Regions from separate parts of the Homo sapiens genome. Here region 1 is linked to region 2. A link is an interaction called in ENCODE POLR2A ChIA-PET data of the cell type or tissue named here. Cell type or tissue: GM12878. All regions are shown on one strand. Links, peaks and the distances in the headings refer to the core of each region. The heading gives the core; the rest is flanking DNA.

Region 1 (9,184 bases), core at 577-8,576, 69 kb before region 2:
GGGCACAGTTCAACCAACAACTGCAATGGGAAGCAAAGAAGAATGAGCCCCCACAGCCATGGCAGGGCCTTGGGCTGAGCCCCCAGAGTTACACTCTGCCTGACTTGATCCACCTCTACAAGTTGAAAGAGATCCAGCTGTCTGCAAGGGGCTGACGGCCCCCCATGACAGCAAAACACACCCAACTTTCTGTGTACCAAATCGTTTCTTAGATGCCTGTCCTACTTGAGCTCATCTAATCCTCAGAGCAAACCCACAAGGTTGGAGTTGGTATCCCCTTGTTATGGTGGAGGACACAGAAGCCCAGAGTGGTAAAGTGCTCCCTAAGTATTTACCCAAGGTTGAACTGGTACTAAGTGGTAGAGTTGGGATTTGAGCTTAAGCTTCTGGAGTTCAACCCACTGAGCCTCATAATGTCACAGCTATCAGGCTGTGAGGAAGCTACTGCCTCCTTGCAAGATGGTCACATTGGTTTTTGGCAGGTGGATGGGGCTCCATTGAATGGGGAGGGGATAGGAAGCGTCTCTCTTCTCTGGCTCCCAGAACTGCATTCCCACCACCACCAATGGAGGCCAGCAGCCAGGGGTTTAACCACCGGGGTGGATCTCAGCACTGTCTCAGAAGACAAGATATTAGAAGGACAATAAAACCCAACACCAACCTTCTGGCACAGAAGGTGTTATAAACCTCATTTTCAAGATGAGGCAATAAGACAGATTTAATTTTTTAAAATGGCTTCTGTTATCACATAGCAAGGGACAGAGTGATATGGTAGAGGTAGGGGTTTTGGAACCAAATTACAATCAGTTCAAATCCTAGTTCCTCCCATTCCTTGGGCAACTCATTCAATCTTTTTGAACCTCAGTTTCCTTCTCTGTGAAATGGGGTTAGTGACACCTGCAAATTCTAAGTAATAATGGGCTTCGCACTGAGAGAGCTGTAAACAAACAGTAGCTATGATAATCATAATAAAAGAGCACTTTAAATTTACAAAGACTTTAGCAGTCATAATAATGTCATTTGAGTATGATACTATTCATTGAATACTCACTCTGCAACAGGTACTAGGCTAAGCATATTCTGGGTTTCGTAGTATTTAGTCCTGAGAATGACCCTCTGAGCTGTGTATAATTATTACAGCTAAGGAGAATGAACCCTGAAATAGTAAGTTACTTTCCCAAAGTCTCACAGGAATCCAGCTGCCTAGCCAGGACAAAAGCCTGTTTTCTGGCTTCCAGTCAGCTACACCTACATGCTATGTTAGCACTGTCTTATGGAGGTTGCATGTCAATCCTCACTTAGGGAATCTCAAAATTTAGTGGTCAACAGAAATTATATGGAAGAGATTGAAATGCAGATTCCTTGCCCCTGCCTCCATAAATTCTGATCCTGCAGCTCTGCAGTGGGGTCATGGGAATTTGCTATGTGGCAGATTGTATTTTCCAAAGCTGGCCACAATAATACTTCCCATCCCACATGCTCTTCCTGAATCTTGTCACTTCTCCATCAAGAGGATGAATTTATGAACCCTTGAAACTTGGTGGGCCTTTTTTACTCCCTCAACCAATATAGTACAGCAGAGATGTATATTAGAAAAGTGCGACATAATTGTACCTTGTTCTCTTGGAACCCAGCCACCATGCTGTGAGGAAGCCCAAGCATCCTATGGAGAGCCTTACATAGAGAAGAACCAAGGCCCGCAGCCCTCAGCCCCGGCAGTATTCCCAACCAACAAGTACACCAACCTGCCAGCCCTGTGAGTGAGTCATTTCAGAAGAGAATCCTCCAGTCCCCAGTTGAGCTGACCCAGCAAAGGCAGTCCTGGTGAACTCTGCCCAAGTTGAAGATTCACTGGGAGACTAGTTGCTGTTGTCTTAAGCCACTACAATTTGGAGCAATGTGTTACACAGCAATAAATAACCAATACCCTGCATTTTTAACAAGCCTCGCCAGGTGGTTCTATCACAGGTGATCAGAAGTCTACAGTTTGGAGTAGACTGCCCTTTGCCAGATCTTTGTGGGTGTGGAATGAACATTACTTAACTATTTCTGCCCCTCACATTGCAGAGTTTCTGTTTATAAGCACCAAAGCCGAGTGTGCAGAGAGACTTCAAAAGTCCCCTTCCCTGGCCGAGAGCAGTGGCTCATGCCTATAATCCCAACAGCTTGGGAGGCCAAAGCAGGAGGATTGCTTAAGCTCAGGAGTTCAAAATCAGCCTGGTAAACAGTGAGACCCCTCGCCCTCACCAACTCTACAAAAAATAAGATTAAAAAATTAGCCAGATGTGGTGGTGCATGCCTGTGGTCCCAGCTACTCAGGAGGCTAAGCGGCGGAACAGGGGAATCACATGAGCTCAGGAGTTAGGGGCTGCAATGAGCCGTGATTGCACCACCGCACTCCAGCCTGGGTGACGAGTGAAACCTTATCTCTAAAAAACAAAACAAAACAAAAAAGAGTCCCATCCATCAGAGGAATGGGACTCTTATTACCTTGATTGTGGTGATGGCATCATAGGTATGTACATAAATCTGAACTCATCAAATTGTATACATTAGACATGTGTAGTTATTTTTGTATGCAATTATACCTCAGTAAAGCTAATTTTTTGAAAAAGAATTCCTTCCTCCCCCATTGTGTTGATAAGTGAAACCCAATCAACTCTGAGCATCTTTGGCACCCATGCATGTTTGCACCAACCCCTTTTCCAAGAATACTTGAAGGCTTCTCCACTCCCGCATAAGCAAATCCAATTTCCCATCCATATTTGCAGAGGTGTTTGCTACTTAAGCAAGGTGCAGCCTTGCAAATTCTTGGGTAAATAACACAAGTCTGAGAACGATATTCCCATGCCAGTAGCCAAGAAGTGCAGGAAATGACAGATCTCTTAGGACTTCTCCGTCTCACTCAAAGACTCAGCAAGGTCCCAGCTTGAAAGAGTGCATGGGCACTGTCACTCGTGCTAGAGCAGAAAGCCAAAGATGGTGCAGAGTATCATAATTAAACAGGAGGACTCAAGAGTCAGGCCACTTGAATTTGAATCCTGAGTCTATGACTTACTAGCTGCGTGACTTTAGGCAAGTTGCTTCACCTTTCTGAACTTCAGTTTTCCACTGTGCAAAATGAGAACAGTAAGAGCTTCTTTACTGGGTTACTATTAAGGTAATGCAACTGTCTTATACAGGAAGAAACTTAATGTGTACTCAATAAATAGTAAAAGTTATTGTTTTTTTAATGCAGTGTGATTATATGCTGCCCAGATATAAAAAGAGGCAAATCATAGAGGTGAAAAAGACCCTGGGATGGAAGTCAGGAGATCTGATTTCTTGTTTTGGTTTTGCCACCAATTCACTTACTTGGTGTATTAGTCTGTTTTCAAACTGCTGATAAAGACATACCCAAGACTGGGCAATTTACAAAAGAAAGAGGTTTAAGGGACTCACAGTTCCACGTGGCTGGGGAGGCCTCACAATCGTAGTGGAAGGTGAAAGGCACGTCTCACATGGCAGCAGACAAGAGAAGAGAACTTGTGCAGGGCAACTCCCCTTTATAAAACCATCAGAGCTTGTGAGACTTATTACTGTCACAAGAATAGCACAGGAAAGACCTGCCCCATGATTCAGTTACCTACCACTGGGTCCCTCCCACAAGTGTGGGAGCTACAATTCAAGATGAGATTTGGGTAGGGACAGAGCCAAACCATATCATTTGGATACCTGAGACAAGGTAGTTGATGATGTTGAACTTTAGTTGTAAACTGAGGTGGAAGGATTAGGAGGTGCTCTCTAAGCTGCCTAAGTCACTAACTTGCTGGGTCTCTTTATTTTTATTTATTTTATTTTAAGACAAGGTATCACTCTGTCACCCAGGCTGGAGTGCAGTGGCACAATCATGGCTCACTGCAGCCTCAAACTCCTGGGCTCAAGCTAGGACTACAGCCGCATGCCACCGTACCCAGCTAATTTCACTCCAGCTCTTCCCTTCTTTGGACTGCTAAGAGTGTCCTATTGCCTAATACAAGACACTCTTCTAGACATAAATGGTAGAAAAAAAATCCCAAAGAGGTTTAAGCCAAAAATAAGAAATAGTTGGCTCAGAGAAGCCAAACCTGTGGTTGAATGGTCAAATCCCACGGATGCAGCTAGACTCCAAGAACAGCTGGAGTCTGGGTCTCACTTCTCTCTCCCCCTCTTTTGCTTTCAGTTGCTTGCTGCATTCACCCTCCCTCACAAACTGTCTTACTCCACACTCAGGGAACATTCATACTAATGCTTCCTATTTCACAGTTTAGACCTAAACCCACGGGAAAGAATGACTGACTGCCCTCCCTTCCCAAGTCCAAAAATCCCAAGGTGGGGATTCATTGGCCTAGTGTAGACCAGTTGCCAACTCCATGACCAATCAGCCATGGCTTTGCGATGGGGCCATGTTAGACCACAGCAGCTCTCATGGGAACCATGTATTACCTACCTAGCCAGTCTGCACATCTGAATTTGCAACTTCTGCAGTATACCCTAAAGGGAAGCTTTTCTATTTCTCTCATTATTTTGCAAAGCACTTCCATTCTTATCTTCATATAATCCTTATAACAACCTTACAATGGAAACAGCTGTCAGCCTTAAATCCAACATGATTTAGAGGGTCCTTTGGCTCAGGGAAGCTGGGTGCCCTGGCCAAAGTCACAGCCTGTCCATAGCAGAGGCAAATCCAGCTAAGAACCTGGGTGTTTTAACTTCTCTTCCAGTGTTTTCTCTATCTTTTTTTTTTTTTTAAAGAGACAAGATCATCTTGCTCTGTCGCACAGGCTAGAGGGCAGTGACGCAATCAATCATAAGTCACTGCAGCCTCAAACTCCTGGCTTTAAGTGATCCTCCCACTCAGCCTCCCAAGTAGCTGCAACTATAGGCACACACCACCATGCCCAGCTGATTTATTTATTTGTTTGTTTGTTTATTTAGGTAAAGATGAGGTCTTGCAATGTTGCCCAGGCTGTTCTCAAACTCCTGGGCTCAAGCCATCCTCCCGCCTCAACCTCCCAAAGTGCTGGAATTACAGGCATGCACCACCACACTTAACCTCTTCCAGTGGTCTTTCCCAAAACACACTGCATATTTGTTTTTTCCAGAATGCTCATCAATGAAGACCCAAGAATATAATCACTGGTAGGGCCCATGTGTCTCCCACCCTGGTAGCTATGCAGGCACCTCCCTTGAGGCGGCTTTCTGGCTCTGATGTCTATTTGCCTATAAATAGCAGACCCAGGGACTCTCAAGCCCAGAGAGGGAAAAGCACAGGCTTCTTAGGGACCTTTCCAACCTGCGGAGAATGGAAGAAAAGGAAACAGGAGGAAACCCTGGAGAGGGCCCAGAACAGCTCCATGGTCCGGCAGAACAGATGCCATCACTGGTGCCACCACTTCATCACCTCCTCCAGGACACTCCCTGGACCCCACAGAGAATCTGGTCTTCGCTCTTCACTAAGTATCCCCAAAGGAAGGCAGGGTTGACCTCCCTGTCTTCCTTCCTTTGCAGCTTCTCTTTCTACTCTTTCAATATGGCACGGTGGTTAGGTGTGCTGGCTTGAGAGCTGGTCTGCCTGGCTATATGGCCTTGGCAAGTTTTCACCCGTGTATTTCATTTCCATCATTGATAAAAAGAGTCCCTATGTCATGGATTTATTGAAATGGTTAAATAAGATCGTGAAAATAAAGCACTTAGAACAGCACCTGGCTTGTGGAAGTTGTAGTTACAATTATCGTCTATATGGCCAGGAGAGTGGCTAGGAATGATAGGGGCAAATTTGTATTGCTTGTTTTCATATTATACGAGCAATGCAACCACAAAGAAAAGGCAAAAGGCAGAAGCGGGGACATCTATGGAATAATTGGCATGGTCAGTTCAACAAGTCCATGTGATGGACAGAAGAGCAGAGGTATATTGTTCTAGATTTAAAGAGAGTTAGAAGACACAATAGCTAAATGCAGTGCGTGGTCCTTGGTTGGATCCCGGTTCAAACAAGCCCTTTGTAAAAACAGGGCCAGGTGCAGGGGCTCACGCCTGGCATCCCAGCACTTTAGGAAGCCAAGGTGGGAAGATTGCTTGAGCTCAGGAGTTTGAGACCAGCCTGGACAACATAGCAAAACCCCATATCTACAGAAACTACAAAAAATAGCCAGGCATGGCGGCACGTGCCTGTAGTCCCAGCTACTCAGGAGGCTGAGCTGGGAGGATCACTTGAACCAGGGAGGCAGAGGTTGCAATGAGCCGAGATCACACCACTGCACTCTAGCCTGGGCAACAGAGCCAGACCCTGTCTCAAAGCACACAGACAAACACACAAACACAACCATTTTGAAGGACGATTGGGGAAATCTGAATATGAACAATGTATTAGATAACATTTAAGACATTATTCTTAATTTTGTCAGATGTAATCATAATACTGTGGTTAGGTAGGAAAATATTTTTTTAGAGACAAATACTGAAATTTAAGGATAAAATATCCTGATGTTAGTAACTTTAAAATATTTCACCCAAAAGAAAAGAAAAAAAGATGACACAAATATTGCAAAATGTTAACAATCATTAAATCTAAGTGATAGGTTTGTGGGTGTTCATAATACTAGTCTCTCCACTTTTGTGTACGTGGAAAAATGTTTATAGTAAACAAACATGTTTATTGTAAAAATTTAAAGTTGCAGAAAACATTCCAAAGAAAACACAGTAACTCTACCACCTAGGAGAAAATTATCAATAATGTTTTGATGTATCTCCTTCCAAGTTTTAATTGTCTTAACTTTACTGCAATCAGAAGGCACATAAAATTCTGCAATTTACGCCAGGTGCCATGGCTCATGCCTGTAATCCCAGCACTTTTGCGAGGCTGATGGGGGCAGATCATTTGAGGTCAGGGGTTCGAGACCAGTCTCACCAACATGGTGAAACCCTGTCTCTACTAAAAATACAAAAATTAGCTGGGCTTGGTGGCAGGCACCTGTAATCCCAGCTACGCGAGAGGCTGAGGCAGGAGAATTGCTTGAACCTGGGAGGTGGAGGTTGCGGATGGCGCCACTGCACTCCAGCCTGGGTGACAGTGAAACTCTGTCTCAAAAAAAAAATTCTGCAATTTACTTTTTCTTAACTTATACACATTTTTCCTTGTTATTAAAAAAATGCAATCATTTTTAATGGCTGCAGAATATTCCTTTGAGGAGATAAAATGGAGCAGTCATAAGTTCCTCTACCACAGAATTGCAATTATAATTAAAATGATGATGATGAAGAGGATGATAGCCAATATTCACTGAGCACTTATTACATGCCTGAGCTCTAACATGCATTATCTATTTTCATCTTCACAACATGTGAGATAGCTATGATTTTTTTTTTTGAGACAGGATCTCACTCTGTTGCCCAGGCTGGAGTGCAGTCGTGCAATCATGGCTCACTGCAGCCTCAACCTCGAGCCCAAGTGATCCTCCTGCCTCACCCTCCCACGTAACTGGGACCACAGGCACACACCACCATGCCTGGCTAATACCTACTATTATTATCAGAAGAAGAAAATGAGACTCAGAGAAGTTAAGTGACATATCTAGGGTCACACAGCTAGGGAGTAGCAGAGCCCAGGCCCCACTCAGGCTATGAGGTACAAATGTAAGCCCATGCCTTTACTTTCATTTATTTGTTCATTCACCAAACATTGACAGGGCGCCTGCCCTAAGTCAGATGCTGGACTGGGTTGTGACTCACCCCAGAAGTTCACACTGCTGCAGGACACTAATGATTTTAAATTGTCAGACTAGGCCAGGCGCAGTGGCTCATGCCTGTAATCCCAGCACTTTGGGAGGCCGAGGCAGGCGAATCACTTGAGGTCAGGAGTTCAAGAGCAGCCTGGCCAACATAGCAAAACCCTGTCTCTACTAAAAATACAAAAATTAGCCGGGCGTACTGGTGGGTGCCTGTAATCCCAGCTACTCAGGAGGCTGAGGTTGCAGTAAGCCAAGATTGCGCCACTGCACTCTAGCCTGGGCGACAGAGTGAGACTCCATCTCAAAAAAAAAAAGATTGTCAGACTAGAGACCACAAGAGCCGTGATTCCTAGGGCCCTGGTCTACAGTGCCTGCATTTCTTCTCCACAGCAGATGAGAAAGCCACATCTCAGCCTTCTAGTAATAACTCATCCTGCCCAGGAAAAAAGCATCCCTGGCAGCCAGAGAAGGGGTGGGGGGTAGTGATAATTTATTATTGATAATTAATGACACCAAAAACCTTTTAATATTCATATTATTTATTCTTAGCCCTGTCTGGCTGCACTGGCACAAACAGTTTGTTGTTAATGAGACTAGGAGCATTTTTAAATCAACTTAATTGACATTTTTATGGTGTTCAGTGGGTCCGAACGCAAGATTTTCAGCTAGGAAGCTGGATAAAAGTGATAGGAGGAGGGAGGAGCTCTACAGAGCCCCTGGGAAAGGAGAAGGTCACTGAGGAGCAGCCAGAGGAGGGAGAAGCCTGATGGAAACAACTGGATCTGGGAATTTTGTGCTGTGGCTGTTTCCAGGTCCACCACTTCATTTTCATCATAGCTGCACTGCCCTGCAGGTTCCACCTAAGCTGTGCAGTCTTGGACCTGGGACTTGACTGCTCAGTGCCTCAGCTTGCCCATCTGTAAAATGGGCTTCATAATAGCCCCTTCCTCACAGGCTTGTTATGAAGATAACATGACATGGATTCATTTATGTAAAAAACTTAGAACAGTACCTGATGTTTTGCTACTCTTAGCACCATTGTTACTGTTTCTCCTAAAATGAATTTTATGAGGTCTCCACGGTTGATTTTAAAGCCGTTTGCCAAATATTCTGGAATACCTCCTTGCAAGAAGATTTTAGATCTCCACCTTGTTGAACTCAACAAGGGCCATGTGATTTGTTTTGGGTCACTACTCGGCAGGTGGAACTAACACGTGTCACTTGCCAGCAGATTTAAGAGCCAACACATTTTTCACTATGTCTTTTCTCCTCTCGTCTGCCATGAGATTGGCAATGTTCCACTTAGAGGTTCTCCCATCTGCCAGGTCCCAGAGTGAAGAAGGCATGGAGCAGAGGCACTGCCAACCCACCACGGATGTGCAACATGAGGAAGAAATAGACATTTGCTGTCAGAGGCCATGGAACCTTGGGGGTTG
Region 2 (9,184 bases), core at 769-8,768:
ACCGAGAGACGGCTAGAGCTCAAAAACTCTGTCGGCCTCGAAGAAGGGGCTAGATTTCCTTTTATATCTTGGTTTAAAAAGGGGAGGGGGAGCCTAGCTGAAGCAATTTCACAGAAGCAGAACAGGCAAAAAGTTAAAAGATAAATGGTTACAGAAACAGTTACAGAAAAATAAACAGTTCCAGGTGCAGGGGCTTAAACTATCACAAAGAGATAAATGCAGGGGCTTTGGGTACCATCAACCGAGCGAGTTCCCAGGAGCTGCTGGTACAGCTTGCCTCAGTATCTTATCAGTAAGTGCATTCCTGGATGCCTGGATGTGCTTGGAGTCAGCTTGTACCAGTTATGTCCTTAAGGGAGGAGGATAAGGGGCTGCAAGTGAAGAAACGAAAACGGAGTCTGTCTGGCTCTCTCAGCTAAGTGACAGTCAATCAGGCTAAAACAAGGTAGGGTATCACATTAACGCTACACTCCACAGCGTCAATAATTTGCAGTAATCACCAATGCTACTTTTAAGAAGTTTTAATATGCACTTTGGTTATCCATTTATAACTTTAATACTAAAGTTAATTATCACGAGGCCAGTCATGGTGGCTCATGCCTGTAGTTAATACAAAAATTAGCCAGGCATGGTGGCATGCACCTGTAGTCCTGGCTACTTGAGAGGCTCAGGTAGGAAAATTGCTTGAACCAAAAAGGTGGAAGTTGCTGTGAGCCGAGATCGCACCACTGCACTCCAGCCTGGGCGACAGAGTGAGACTCAGTCTCAAAAATAAATAAATAAAAAGTAAAAACATAAAGTGAATTATCTGGTAGAAGTATAGGAGGTATGGAGGGAGAAAGTATCTACACCCAAGACACATTAGAGTCCTTCCTGAGGCACTTAAGTCCCAGACCCTGGGACACTAAACGACATGAAAGGCAAGAAATAGCTACCATTTTGCAATTCCGTATTATTCCAAATATACCTCTTACTGCCTTTTTTCATGCTCCTTGTATTTGCTGAAGAGGTTTAAAACAAAGAGTAAACTGCAATGCCAGCTCAACTTGCATAATTCTAATGAATCGATTCCAAACAACATTCAAAGCAGTAATATCCTCACCCTCACTTCCTCCAGGCCCACCCCTAAATCAAAAATAAAAAATGGCTTGATCCCTTTACAAACACTAGACTAGGAACTTCACTTATAATATCTCATTTAATCCCTAGCTTAAACTGACAAGCAAATATTAGTTCTCATTTTACAAATGAGGAGACTGAGGTTCATAGTGGTTCAGTGTCTTGCCCAAGGTCACACACCTAGTAAAGGACATGAAGAGGGTTCTGAACCACGTCTGTTTTCAAAATCTCCAGGTTCTGCTGCCTTCTGTATTTCAAGGTGGTTTCACCAGAGAAATCCCCCAAGCCCCAGAAGGAAAAACAAACAAAAAAACAGTTATATTCCAATGTCCTCACAAGAACTGGAGGCCGGAGGCCATGGCTCATTCTTGTAATCCCAGTACTTCGGGAGGCCAAAGCAGGAGGACTGCTTGATCTCAGGAGTTCAAGACCAGCATGGGCAACATGCCGAAACCCTGTCTCTACCAAAAATACAAAAATTACCTTGGTATGGTGGTGCATGCCTGTAGTCCCAGCTATTTGGGAGGCTGAGATGGGAGGACGGCTTGAGCCCAGGAGACAGATGCTGTAGTGAGCTGAGATCGTGCCACTGCATTCCAGCCTGAACAACACAGCAAGACTCTGTCTCAAAAAAAAATTCATTTTAATTTTAAAAAAAGAACTGGAGATAGTATAAATGTTATTAAACTTGAGTGGTGCTAGTTGAGAACTGTGACCAATTAAATAGCTACTTCCTCTGTTCTGAACTGCATCCAGCCTGTTGATGAGATTGGCAGATCAGCGCTTTGAGCCGTAATGTGAAGAATCTCAGGAGAAGAAAAGAGCAGATAATGGCACTTCACTATGGGTGGGGCTCAGTGGAGAGGCCAACACTTGTAAGAATTGTGTTAATAGCAATGTTTCTGGGATCCCTGCAGTCAACCAGAATGTGACATGTAAAAAGAAGTTTATTATTTTTTCCATATTAATACTGATCAAGTGCAGACATAAAACCTCTCTGCAGGTTTCATTTCTTTTGGATACAGGCACATTTTGCCATTTTCAAACACAAAATCTCTGTGACCAATGCTTGCTCATGAAAGGCTAATAATAATGCATTGACTGCTACAAGCTATTTTTTGTTCTGGCTGAAACTTTGTGACACTCCCTAGGTGAAGCTTTTCTTCCAGGGTTTTTACAAGGTCACTGCTGTTTTCTAGGGCACTCGTCCCAAACTGTGGAGGTGAGAGTAGTGCTGGACATGTGTCGATGCCAGAACGTTCATCTCGATATTTGAGTCAGAGTTTAAAATTCTTTTTTTGTTTTTTTCTTTTCTGACACGGAGTCTCGCTCCGTCGCCCAGGCTAGAGTGCAGTGGCGCAATCTCAGCTTACTGCAACCTCTGCCTCCTGGGTTCAAGCAATTCTCCTGCCTCAGCCTCCTGAGTAGCTGGGACTACAGGTGTGCGCCACCACGCCAGGCTAATTTTTGTATTTTTAGAAGACATGGGGTTTCACCATGTTGGTCAGGCTGGTCTCAAGCTCCTGACCTCGTGATCCACCCGCCTCAGCCTCCCAAAGTGTTGGGATTACAGGCGTGAACCACTGTGCCTGGCACAATGAACTGGTTTTGAACAACTTTTTTGTCTCAAACACTGCCCTTGACACTGGAGCTAGACCAGGGAAAAAGGACCAAGTTGGCCTCCATGGAGCTTATATCCTAGTGGGGCAGGAAAAAAGATTTTTAAAAGATAAATTAAATAAACGAATTAACATTTGGAATGGGTAGAATTGTGTCCCCCAAAAAGATATGCTCAAGTCCTAACCCCCAGTGACCTTATTGGAAAATAAAGTCTTTATAGATATAATCAAGGTAAGATGAGGTTATACGGGATTCGGTGGGCCTTAAATTCACTGACTGATGAATCCCTTTATAAAAGGAGGAGGCCGGGTGCGGTGGCTCATGCCTGTAATCTCAGCACTTTGGGAGGCTGAGGTGGGAGGACCACTTGAGCCCAACAGTTCGAGGCCAGCCTGGGCAACATGGTAAAACCCTGTCTCTACAAAAAATTAAAAAATTAGCTGGGTGTGGTGGCATGTACCTGTGGTCCCAGCTACTTGGGAGGCTGAGGTGGGAGGATAGCTTGAGCCTGTGAGGTTGAGGCTGCAGTGAGCCATGATAGCACCCCTGCACTCCAGCCTGGGCAAAAGAACAAGACCCTGTCTGAAAAAATAAATAAATAAATATGAAAAAAAACCATATACATATGTGAGGGTAATTTGGACACAGACAGACATGGGAGGAGAAGCCCATGTGCAGGCGGAGGCCCAGATGGGACTGACCCATCTACAAATGGAGGAACCCCGAGGAGTGCTGGGGCCACCAGAAGCTGGGAGAGGCAAGGAGACATTCTCCCCTAGAGCCTCACGGGAGAGTGCAGTCATTCCTAACTTCGATCTCAGACTTCTGGCCTCCAGAACTGTGACGGAATAAATTTCTGTTGTTTAAACCTCCCAGTGCCTGGTACCGTGTTACGGCAGCTTCAGGAAACAAATATAGCAGCTAATAGGATTCTCAGACAGTGATAAATGGCATGAAGAAAATGAAGCAGGGGTCCGGGCGCGGTGGCTCATGCCTATAATCCCAGCACTTTGGGAAGCTGAGGTGGGCAGATCACTTGAGGTCAGGAGTTGGAGACCAGCTGGGCCAACATGGCAAACCCCATCTCTACTAAAAATACAAAAATTAGCCAGGCATGGTGGCAGGTGCCTCTAATTCCAGCTACTTGGGAGACTGAGGCAGGAGAATCACTTGAACCCAGGAGGCGGAGGTTGCAGTGAGCCAAGATTGCACCATTGCACTCCAGCCTGGACAATAAGAGGCCTCTTGTTCAAAAATTATTAAGAATTTCAACATGGGCCAGGTGCAGTGGCTCACACCTGTAATCCCAGCACTTTGGGAGGCTGAAGCGAGCGGGTCACTTGGGCTCAGGAGTTCAAGACCAGCCTGGCCAACATGGTGAAACCCCATCTCTACCAAAAATACAAAATTTAGCCAGGCGTGGTGACGCGTACCTGCAATTCCATCTACTCACGATGCTGAGGCACAGGAATTGCTTGAACCCAGGAGGTGGAGGTTGCAGTGAGCCAAGGTTGCACCACTGCACTCCAGCCTGTGTGACAGCAAGACCCTGTCTCAAAACAAACAAACAAACAAACAAAAAAGAATTTCAAGATGGTCCGGGTGCAGTGGCCCATGCCTGTAATCCCAGCACTTTGGAAGGTGGAGACGGGAGGATCGCTTGAGCCCAGGAATCCAAGACCAGCCTGAGCAACACAGCCACAGCAACATCTCGTTTCTATTTAATACAGAAAGAAAAAGAATCTCAAGATCGTGAACTCAGAACACTAAACCAAGTGAGGGGCCTTTTTGAGCATGGGCCCTGTGTAGCTGATAGAGACCCTACCTTATCTTTCTGCATTAAACTGTTCAGCACTTTCGTGTTTGCCTGGGTAAGAGATCTTTCACTTTTCACCTGGAACACGGAGCCCTGTTCTTTGGTGTCTGTGTCCCCGATGGTGCCCTCACACTTTGCACTTGAATAAACTCTTTCAACTAGATCCTGAGCCTTTGATCATTTTAGGTTGACAAAAACCTAACACAGCCTGACCTCTATGGTTTGAAGAGCTCAGAGTATGTGTGAGTGGATAAAAAAACTCTTTATTTTGTTTGAGACAGTGTCTCATTTCATCACCCAGGCTGAAGTGCAGTGGCGCAATCTCAGCTCACTGCAACCTCTCTCTCCCGGGTTAAAGCAATTCTTGTGCCTTAGCCTACTAACTAGCTGGGATTACAGGTGTGCACCACCACACCCAGCTAATTTTTTTGGTGTGATCATGGTTCACTGCAGCCTTGAACTCCTGGGCACAAGTGATCTTCCTGCCTTAGCCTCCCAAGTAGCTGAGACTACATGTGCATGCTGCCACACGTAGCTAATTTTTTAATTATTTGCAGAGATGGGGTCTCACTCTGCTGCCCAGGGTGGTCTTGAACTCCTGATCTCAAGTGATTCTCCTACCTCGGCCTCTCAAACTTCTGGGGTTACAGGAATAAACCACAATGCCCAGCCTTGCTTGTAATTTTTAATCATTGGTTAGGTTTAGTGTTAGATTAGATGCATGATTCACAAATCTAATTTGACATGTCAATTCTTTGTGTCAACACAGTTTTCTTTAAAAAATTTTCCCCCAAATGAGAACTACTTGAAATTTTGAAAGTAAAAGAAATCTTTCTGAAATTAATTGAATATTTGAAAGTAAAATAAAATAGGTATTCATCCTTAAAATTCTGATTCATATTGTCAAACTATCCTCCCTTCAGAGACATTTTCACTTTCAATCATACACACAGAGCATGAGTGTGCCGCCTTCACACCTACCAGACACCAAGCTAGGCTCTGTATCATCCTTACCACCACGATCAGTGGAAAATAAAAGCACTCATTTCTGTAGCAATGGTAATTACGTAGTCTGGGGTAGAGCAATCAGTCAAGTCCCCCCAAACTAGGACGCCGTTTGCTAGGAGGGGGTTGGAAGAATGCATCAACTGTCTATCAGCCATTTCTCTACCTCTGCCTTCCCAATGATTTATCTGTAGGCACCTGCTGATCACCCATCTCATCATGCCTGGCAACAACTTTGGAGAAACCAGACTGTCAACAAGAGTGGAAGCTTCAGCCTGGGCAACAGGCTGAAGACCCCATGTCTATAAAAATAAAAAAAATTATCCCAGCTCAGTGGTGCATGTCTGTGGTCCCAGCTACTTGGGAGGCTGAGGTGGGAAGATGGCTTGGGCCCAGGAGTTCAAGGCTGCAGTGGGCTGTGATTGTGCCACTGCACTCCAGCCTGGACAACAAGACCCTGTCTCAGAAAAAAAAAAAAGAAGGCTGGGCACAGTGGCTGATGTCTGTAATCCCAGCACTTTGGGAAGCTGAGGAGGATGGATCATTTGAGGTCAGGAGTCCCAGACCAGCCTGGCCAATATGGTAAACTCTGTCTCTACGACAAATACAAAACATAGGCCGGGCGCAGTGGCTCGGGCCTGTAATCCCAGCACTTTGGGACACCAAGGCGAGTGGATCGCTTGAGGCCAGGAGTTCGAGACCAGCCTGGGCAACATGGTAAAACCTCGTCTGTACTAAAAATACAAAAATTAGCTGGGTGTCATGGGGCGTGCCTGTAATTCCAGCTGCTCAAGAGTCTGAGGCATGAGAATTGCTTGAACCCGGGAGGCAGAGGTTGCACTGAGCGGAGATTGTGCCAGTGCACTCCAGCCTGGGCAACAGAGCAAGACTCCGTCTAAAAAAAAAAAAAAAAAAAAAAAAAAGAGCCAGGTGTGGTGGCGCATGCCTGTAGTCCCAGCTACTTGGGAGGCTGAGGCATGAGAATCCCTTGAATCCAGGAGGCAGAGGTTACAGTGGGCAAGGATCACACCACTGCACTCCAACCTGGGTGACAGAGTGAGACCCTGTCTCAAAAAAAAGGAAGAAAGACTTTAGGGCCAAGTGGAAGAGTTCTGTGTGCTATAGATGCAAGAACACCAGAGTAGGGGTCAGGAGCCCTGGCATTTGCTCTCTCAGGCATGCCAATTTCCTTTTCTGGGATATACAATACCCAGGACTGTAGGTCAGAAATGAAGGCATTTCTGTCTAGGCACAGTAGCTCATGCCTATAATCCCAGCACTTTGGGAGACTGAGGGGGAGGATCGCTTGAGGCCGGGAGTTTGAGACCAGCCTGGGCCACACAGCGAGAACTCGTAGCAATATTTTTAAAAAAGAAAGAAAGAAGGCCAGGTATGGTGGCTCATGCTTGTAATCCCAGCACTTTGTGAGGCCAACACGGGTGGATCACTTGAGGTCAGGAGTTTGAAAGCCTTTCAGAGATAACAGCCAGCTCTCCTATTTATTTATTTATTTATTTATTTTAAGACAGAGTCTCGGCCGGGCACGGTGGCTCACGCCTGTAATCCCAGCACTTTGGGAGGCCGAGGTGGGTGGATCATGTGAGGTCAGGAGTTCGACATCAACCTGGCAAATGTGCTAAAACCCCATTTCTACTACAAATACAAAAAATAAGCTAGGCATGGTGGTGCACCCCTGTAATCCCAGCTACTCGGGAGGCTGAGGCAGGAGAATTGCCTGAACTAGGGAGGCAGAGGTTGCAGTGAGCCAAGATCGCGCCACTGCACTCCAGTTTGGGCAACGAGAGCAAAACTCCGTCTCATAAAAAAAAAACAAGAGTCTGGGTGACAAATCACCCAGAGCTAGGAGGATTAAGCTAATGTGGGATGAAGGACCATTTGGACACTCTAATGGCGCTTCTTCTCAAAAAAAAAAAAAATTAAATAATTGCATATGCATATACGTGCACATGCCCACGTATAAATATAATTCAGCCTATAAATTCTGGTAGATTCACTGACACCTGAAGCCCACCCTCAGATCCCCAATTTAAACATTTTTCACTAATAGAAAACATACTGTCATTGCACTAAGCCATTTTGTTTTGAATCCTTACACCAACCCTTCAAGTAGAAATTAATAGTTTCATTTTATAGAGTAAGAAAGCAACACGCCAACACACAGAGTTAACAAAACATGCTCAGATCACATTGCAAGCCAGCATCACACTAGTTAGGTTCTTTGAGTGCAAGTAACAGAAATTTGTTCCAGCAAACATGTGAAGAAAAGGGATGAATGGCAAGGATATCAGGTAACTTGAAGAATCAAAAAAAAATGGCTGTGGCTAGGCACAGTGGCTCATGCCTGTAATCCCAGCACCCTGGGAGGTCAAGGCGGGAGGATCACTTGAGCCCAGAGTTCAAGCCCAATCTTGGCAACATAGTGAGACATTGTCTCTACTAAAAATTAAAAAAGTTAGCCGGGCATGGTGGCACATACCTGTAGTCCCAGCTACCCAGCACAGAGGCGGGAGGTAGGGGCTGAGGTAGGAGGATGGCTTGAGCCTTGGAGGTTGAGGTTGCAGTGAGCTGTGATCACACCACTGCACTCCAGCCTAGGTAACAGCGCAAGATCCTGTCTCAAAAAAAAAAAAAAAAAAAAAAAAAGGCTGTGAAGTTGGGCTCGAAACAGTAGAAATCAGAGCAGCTCTACAGCCCTATTTTTATTTCAAACTTTATATTACCATCCTCAGAATGTATTGCCCTGAGCTGTTGACAAAGATTCTCTCCTTGACCAAACTTTACTCAGGCTCCTCTGAACCCTCTTCCTAACTTGGCCTTGACCTTTGGACTTCCTTGTTTGTCTTTGCATCTCCCAGTTTTAGCAAATTTTCTGTCATGTTGATTTAGCCAGAATCCCCACATGCTATAGCTGACAATCCTCAAATACTTAATCAAAGTCTTCTTCCCCACAACCCCCAGGTGATGTCTGACCACCCTAGCTTGGCTTTAGCAAGAATCCTGTTAGGTCATTTTTAGCAAGAATTCCTCTATCCTCTAATTAATAGTACTTTTCCATCCACTAATCCTTCCCACCACAACCCTGCCCTTTGGCTATAAACCCCCATTTTTCCTTGTTGTATTTGAAAGTGATCCCAATCTCGTTCTCCTACTGCAAAACCCCATTGCAGTGGTTTCTTGGACAAAGACTTTTGCACTGTTCTTTAACAAGGGTCAGAATATCTTCTCCTGGGGAATTGCTTTAACCTGGGTGGCGGAGGTTCAAGTGAGCCAAGATTGCGCCACTGCACTCCAGCCTGGGCATCAGAGTGAAACTCCGTCTCAAAAAAAAAAAAAAAGAAAAAATATTTTCTCTTGGGGTGAGTCATATGTCCACACATGGCCAAGGAAACTGCCAAAAAGGCTGTGTACTATGGGTATGATCCCTAGAGGGAAAGTGGGATGCAATGACTGAAAACAAAGTAGGGAGGTGAGAAACACCAACACATCTACAGTAAAAATGGCATCCGTAGAATGATGGTTTGGGAGTGAATCCAACCAGGATATCCCTACCCTCCTTTCCACGCTCTGATTTGAAGAGAAGTTGGGCTTACTGGTAATTAATCA

The links. ChIA-PET counts read pairs that join two places held together with the same protein. Peaks named below come from ENCODE experiments on the same cell type or tissue, not always from the same donor. Only the 100,000 strongest peaks of a DNase experiment are listed, where the experiment ranks them.
Region 1: POLR2A ChIA-PET joins it to region 2 with 5 read pairs; 2 of 35 experiments call an interaction of 5 or more read pairs at or near these places.

What each region holds. Positions count from the first base shown.
Region 1 is chr16:10,192,380-10,201,563 of GRCh38, forward strand. No RefSeq gene overlaps it. Among named protein-coding and RNA genes, the nearest start is that of GRIN2A, 15 kb to the left of the region's middle. In GM12878, for the core only: no CTCF peak of the experiment used is centred there; no DNase peak of the experiment used is centred there.
Region 2 is chr16:10,261,410-10,270,593 of GRCh38, forward strand. No RefSeq gene overlaps it. Among named protein-coding and RNA genes, the nearest start is that of GRIN2A, 84 kb to the left of the region's middle. In GM12878, for the core only: no CTCF peak of the experiment used is centred there; a DNase peak (open chromatin) is centred at 5,582.